Linked DNA regions of Homo sapiens: region 1 is linked to region 2. The links are chromatin loops, found by intact Hi-C in ENCODE. Cell type or tissue: PC-9. All regions are shown on one strand. Each heading gives the region's core, and the rest is flanking DNA. Links, peaks and the distances in the headings are about the cores only. Region 1 has its middle 47 kb from the start of ANKRD55. Region 2 has its middle 59 kb from the start of LINC01948.

The links. A loop is a pair of places that touch in the nucleus more often than their neighbours do. Peaks named below come from ENCODE experiments on the same cell type or tissue, not always from the same donor. Only the 100,000 strongest peaks of a DNase experiment are listed, where the experiment ranks them.
Region 1: a loop joins it to region 2, with 5 times the contacts of the local background. A loop is called at or near these places in 5 of 110 quality-filtered maps.

What each region holds. Positions count from the first base shown.
Region 1 is chr5:56,278,902-56,281,712 of GRCh38, forward strand. No RefSeq gene overlaps it. Among named protein-coding and RNA genes, the nearest start is that of ANKRD55, 47 kb to the left of the region's middle. RefSeq lists an enhancer at 573-1,176. In PC-9, for the core only: no CTCF peak of the experiment used is centred there; a DNase peak (open chromatin) is centred at 1,240; H3K27ac peaks cover 439 bases.
Region 2 is chr5:56,420,892-56,423,702 of GRCh38, forward strand. No RefSeq gene overlaps it. Among named protein-coding and RNA genes, the nearest start is that of LINC01948, 59 kb to the right of the region's middle. In PC-9, for the core only: no CTCF peak of the experiment used is centred there; a DNase peak (open chromatin) is centred at 1,370; H3K27ac peaks cover 1,020 bases.

The sequences.
Region 1 (2,811 bases), core at 204-2,703, 140 kb before region 2:
TTCTGTCATTCACTTGCCATGTGACCTTCAGGAGGTCTCTTTGCTTCTCTGAGTCTTGTTCATCCTGTCTGTAAAATATTGGGCTTAAGCACAAATGGAATCTTTGGGAATGAATGGCTCATGACAGTCTGAATTTATTTACTTTATTTATTTTTGAAATGGGGTCTCACTCTGTTGCTCAGGCTGGAGTGCAGTGGCACCATCATGGCTCAACCTCCTGGGCTCAGGTGATCCTCCCACCTCAGCCTCCTGAGTAGCTTGGACCACAGGCGTGCACCACCATGCCCAGCTAATTTTTGTATTTTTTCTAGAGACAGGGTTTCACCATGTTGCCCAGGCTAGTCTCAAATTCCTGGGCTCAAGCAATCTGCCCACCTCAGCCTCCCAAAGTGCTGGGATTACAGTTGTGAGCCACAACGCCAGCTGAATTAAAAAGCATTTGAAGAGGTGCCTGAAGCTGTGGAAGGCAGGAGACGTAAGAAGCCCATATGGCAGAGTTTCCTGAGCTAATGTGAGCACATGCGATGATCGGGGCTGCTAAGGGAAGTAAGCAATTCCTGCTATGGCTGCCACACCCCAGTGGGACTTGCAGGGGAATAACAGGACACTGCTGTGTCCACCACTCCAGGAGAAATGTCTCTTCCAGAGCTGCTGAAAACACAACAGATCTCCCTCTGGGGCAGCCTGACGCCAGAGGCCGAGGGGAAAGAGGAAAGTGCTGTCTGATGCCCACTGCAACTTCCATTCTATCTGAGGCAGGCCATTTCCTAAGGCTTGGAGGCTGGCAGAATGGCAATCAATTTCAGTCAACTGCCTGCTCACTTCCATCAGTGGCTTGATGTGGCACAAAGAATGACAGGCTCCCACTCAGAATAGGAGAGTTCAAATTCTAGCTTTTCTAACCCCTGCAAATCTGGCAACTGACTGAATTTCTCTGGATCTATAAAATGGGACTAATTCTGTCTACATCACAGGTATGATTAAACTGGAGAAGATTTGTATGAAACCAGCACAAGTTTCCCCCCCCCACCCCTTCTCTCCCTTTCTCCCTCTACCTTCACTCCTTCCTTCTGTGCAAGCCAGCCTAGCTAGCTGGAACAGGACATAAACAAGGCCAAGGGCATGAGTTTGATGCCCATATAGGACCAGAGTCCTGGATAGACAACTCGCAAGTTGTGTGCTCATGCTTCTCATCACAGAACAAAGGCAGTTTGCCACTGACCAGTGTCACTGTGGACAAATACTATTTATTCAGCAAGGATGCCAAGCATTTTTAATCCCTGACTCGTCAGGAAGAAGAATTTGGCAAAGGGGGGAATGGGGGTGGGGAATAAATGGGAATAAATCCAAGTGAGGCAAGAATGTAATTAGGAGGGTCAGATTCTACTGCTCTGGAGCACAGAAGGAGAAGGGAGGAGGTGGTCCTTTCCCTTGGAAGAATTGGCACAAGGACCCCAATTCTCCCTTTGTAAACCTGGAAAAGAGAGCCCCTTGAAAAATTTTGGGGTTTTCATTCTCCCTCCTGGAGTTGCTCTGAATCCCATGGCTGTGGATCCCTGCGGAGTGGTGATATAATGGAAATGAGTCCTCAAATATCTCCATTTGCACTAAGCAGTTTTTGTGTGCCATGTGGCTGTAAGTGTAAGTACTATCATGCAGGAGGTATGTCCATTTTTTACTTAAATCTGTGTCCTTATATTAAAAGTAGTTGGAGTTTAGACCCACATGACAGCCAGGCCTGATAGTTGGGTTCCCTATTTCATTTGACACTCTCTTTTGCCCCATATGTCTCCACACTAGGGGTTCAGCAGCCTAGCCATGGGAATGGACTTCATAGAGGCTCCTTCTTCTTGGCTGGGGGCCCTGGACCCTGATGAGGGCTGCCCAGAGCCTTCCCCTGCAGTGTCACCTTCTTGTGAGCTGAGTCTGAGGAGGTGCTTGGCTTCCCCCACCGTGTAGAGATGGTGGCCCGCGTGGTGACAGTCATTTGCTTTCCCTGCTTTGGTTGGTTGCCTCACTCTGCCTGCTCCCTTCTTTTCCTCCAGCTCTTTCTTCCCCATCACAATGCCTTGTTATGATCTCCTCTTCCCCTCCCCATGATGCTAGAAACTGCCTCTTGTCTCACCACCCCTTTCTTCTTTTCCCAAGATTCCTGCCTCCTCTTCGAGCTCTCTCACTCCAAGTTTAAGCCGTGAGAATTTCCTTCTCTGCAGTACCGAAAGATGCTCTTAATACCAGCTCCTGCTCCAGTGGGCCCAAAAAATTCCTCCAGGCAAGTGGGCACAGAGATCATCTTGAGAACTGAATAAGTTTAAAGGGGGAGAAAGTGGCATTAATTGAGCCCTAACTCTTTGCTAGGGAACTTGCATGCAATATACATCTAATCTTCACAGCATTCTTTTGAGATCCTTTACTACCGCTTTGTGGATGAGCAAATTGATGCTCAGAGAAGGTAAGTGCCTAACCTGAGGCCTCAGTTAGTGAATGGCAGTCATCATCTTTTCCCAGTCTGTCTGACTCTGGAGTCATTCTCATTTCTACACTTCCGCCCCTCGCTGAATCCACAGTAATCTTCACATTCACCTCTGGCTAATGCAATTCCATCTTGATTCTTAGGAAAATATGATGTGTCAGGTTGAATTTTAAACACAGCATCTGTATTAATCCCTTTCCATGCTGCTGATAAAGACATATGAGAAACTGGGAACAAAAAGAGGTTTAATTGGACTTACAGTTCCACATGGCTGGGGAGGCCTCAGGATCATGGCGGGAGGAGGAAGGCACTTCTTACATGGTGGTGGCAAGAGAAAA
Region 2 (2,811 bases), core at 172-2,671:
TTGAATGAATAAATTGGTTTTGCTGCTCTGTCAGGAAAAAGGATTTTTTAAAATACAGAAAAATGTTCACATCTGTACTGAAAAATTTAGTGTCATAAATTAGTGATCTTCCACTAAGACTCAATAACTCATGGTACAACCAGGTGATAGCCATTTCATTTGAATGTTTTGCAAATTTAACCTTATTTTGGAGACAGCTAATGTAATAAGGCACTCTCATATTACTAGTATTCTTATACTTGGTCAGTTCCTTCTGGAAGCTCATAGTAGGACTAGACCCACAGGCATATAAACATCAAGGCACTTTGCTCAATAGTGCAGAACTATAGCAACCATAATAAATGTCTCCTTTTGTGAATGATTTAAATAAAGCCAGAATGCCTTTGGGTTAGTTTTTATCCCTGGAAAAAGACAAATCATTCCACTGGCAACATATAGAATATGTTCCTTGGAATAAATGACATATGACTTAAATTTCTTCTCTCTAGAGGATAGTTTTGGCAAGCTTCTCTATGTGCAAATGTGAAAGATACAGTTTTCACCTGGAGTAGAAAGTCCCGGAAGTCTGTCCTGCAGAGCAATCACTAGAGTGCTAGGAATCCCAGAATTTAACAAGTAAAATTCAAAAGAAAAGTAAAAGTGAAAAGGAGAAGTCTCAAGTAATCCATTAAATGTTTCTGGAGCAGACAAAACAAAATAACAAGGCAAGGCTGTGGAGTTGCATAACAAGAAAAACATAAATGCATATTTTCCAGAAAGCACTGGCCTCTCACATAAGTTTAAAGAGACTGATGCCTCTGGCGAGGGGATTATACTAGAGTTGCAATCACCTTTATGTTTTATTAGTGCTTATTATTACCATGGTGAACACAATGCTATCTGCTTCCCTGAGTGTGTTTGAAGTATAGGAAAAATCCAAAGATTTTTATAAAGTGAGGGATGGTGATACAGTACAACTCCTACGTGCACATACATATGGACGTACACAGAGAGAGACTCAAAAGAGTTGCATTTTAATTTCTCAGCAGAAGGAAACTTAGATTCTTTCATATCCATCTGTAGTTTCTAGACATTATATGGAGAGACAGAAATCTGAATTTGGCCAGTGGCGAGGGCTGCCCAGGGTTTAATTAGATCAGCACGCAGACTGGGATATGCTGACCTTTTTTGTCCATGCTAAGCCTATAGGCTGTATTTCTGAATGCCTCCCTCTCTGCAAACTGTAACAGGAGCTTTCATTTTAAAGTGCTTTCCAAACTTTATTCCTTATTGCCCTTGAGGAGAGGCCCTTATTAGTCTCTCTATTTTGCTGACTGGAATGAACTGACCTGCTTAAGGTCCAGTGGGAATTAGTGCCCAAACTGGAATTACCACTTTGGTACCTTTGGACCAAGTCCCAGGAACTGGCTGTTAAGGACAGGGCTATTGTGGTTCTTTCTCCTCCTGCTCTGTCTCTGCAGAGTTAACCCACTCCAAGGAATCGTTTTTGTCCGTCTGTGAGCTTTGGTTTTGATTTCTGCTAACTGGATATAACCATATTTATGGTATTTTCTGATCTTGTCAAGTGTATTTGTGCTATTTATGATGTTGACAAAGGTTCACTTTTGATTAACGTTAAGGAACTACTCTGTGCCAGGATCTATATACGTCCTCAGACTTACAAAAGTTAGACAGCTGGACACATTCTGCTCCTATGTGTATATCCTTGGAAAATTTTCACATGGGCCTGTGAGGGGTACGAATAAGGACACAAGGTTGTTTTTTTTTTTTTTTTTTTTTTTAATGACAGTGAAAGTTGAATGCAACTTTTTTTTATCAGAGAATTTTCAGGTTATTCATTTATTCAAAAAATATTTATTGAGTGCCTGTGACTTGCCAGGTCTCAGCAAAACCATCAATTATCCTGCAGCATTCATGGTTGGAGCTGCGCTCAAGTCTTCTAGGGCCTTACTATTGTAATACTGGCTGCCCACCCAGAACTACCAGCATTTGAACCTCTTTGTCTGGGAGGCTTCCTCTGGTTGCTGGAACCTGTCTGCCCCAGGGCAAGCTGGAAGTGTTGAAGAACTGATGCCTGCCTGCCCATGCCAGCACCTTGCAGCAATGACTGCTCCAGCTCCCTCCAGCTCCCTGGCTCCTCAGGTGGAAAGACCAGCAATGCTCTACACTGGCTCCCAGAGCTCCCCAGTGGGGTAAGCTCCTCTTGCCAACAATTGGAATTTGCTAAGTAGTAATCCCTGTATACTGGCTGCCTTGCCTTCACCAGCTCACTTCTCCATGCCCTTATAAACATTTCCTGGGATCACCTCCCCAAACTACCCGTACTTGAATCCTGTCTCAGGGACTGCTTCGGAGGGACACCCTCTTAGGGTGTCATTGTTTATGTATCTAATATCACTAGTTTAAAAAGAAGTTTTAGAAGAACCCTAAAAATGTTTGAAAAAGAGGGGGTCTATGATCTCAAGAAGCTCCCAGGCTAGCCATCCTTTTTCCCAGAATGAGGGGAGAAAAGTGAGTGTTTTAATACTTATTGCAAAGGAATCTGTATATTAGATTAACCCATATGAAATTGCTGATATTTGGTCATTGTTGACATAAAAATGTCAGTTTCATCTTCTGAGAAATCAAAAAGAAAACAAAAACAAAAATGTCAGTTTCATATGGCTCAATAATACATGGATGGCATTTTTCTTTTCTGAGACAGAGTCTGCAGTGGCCTATCTCTGCTCACTGCAGCCTCCACCTACCGGGCTCAAGCAATTCTCCTGCCTCAGTCTTCCAAGTAGCCAGGACTACAGGTGTGCACCATCA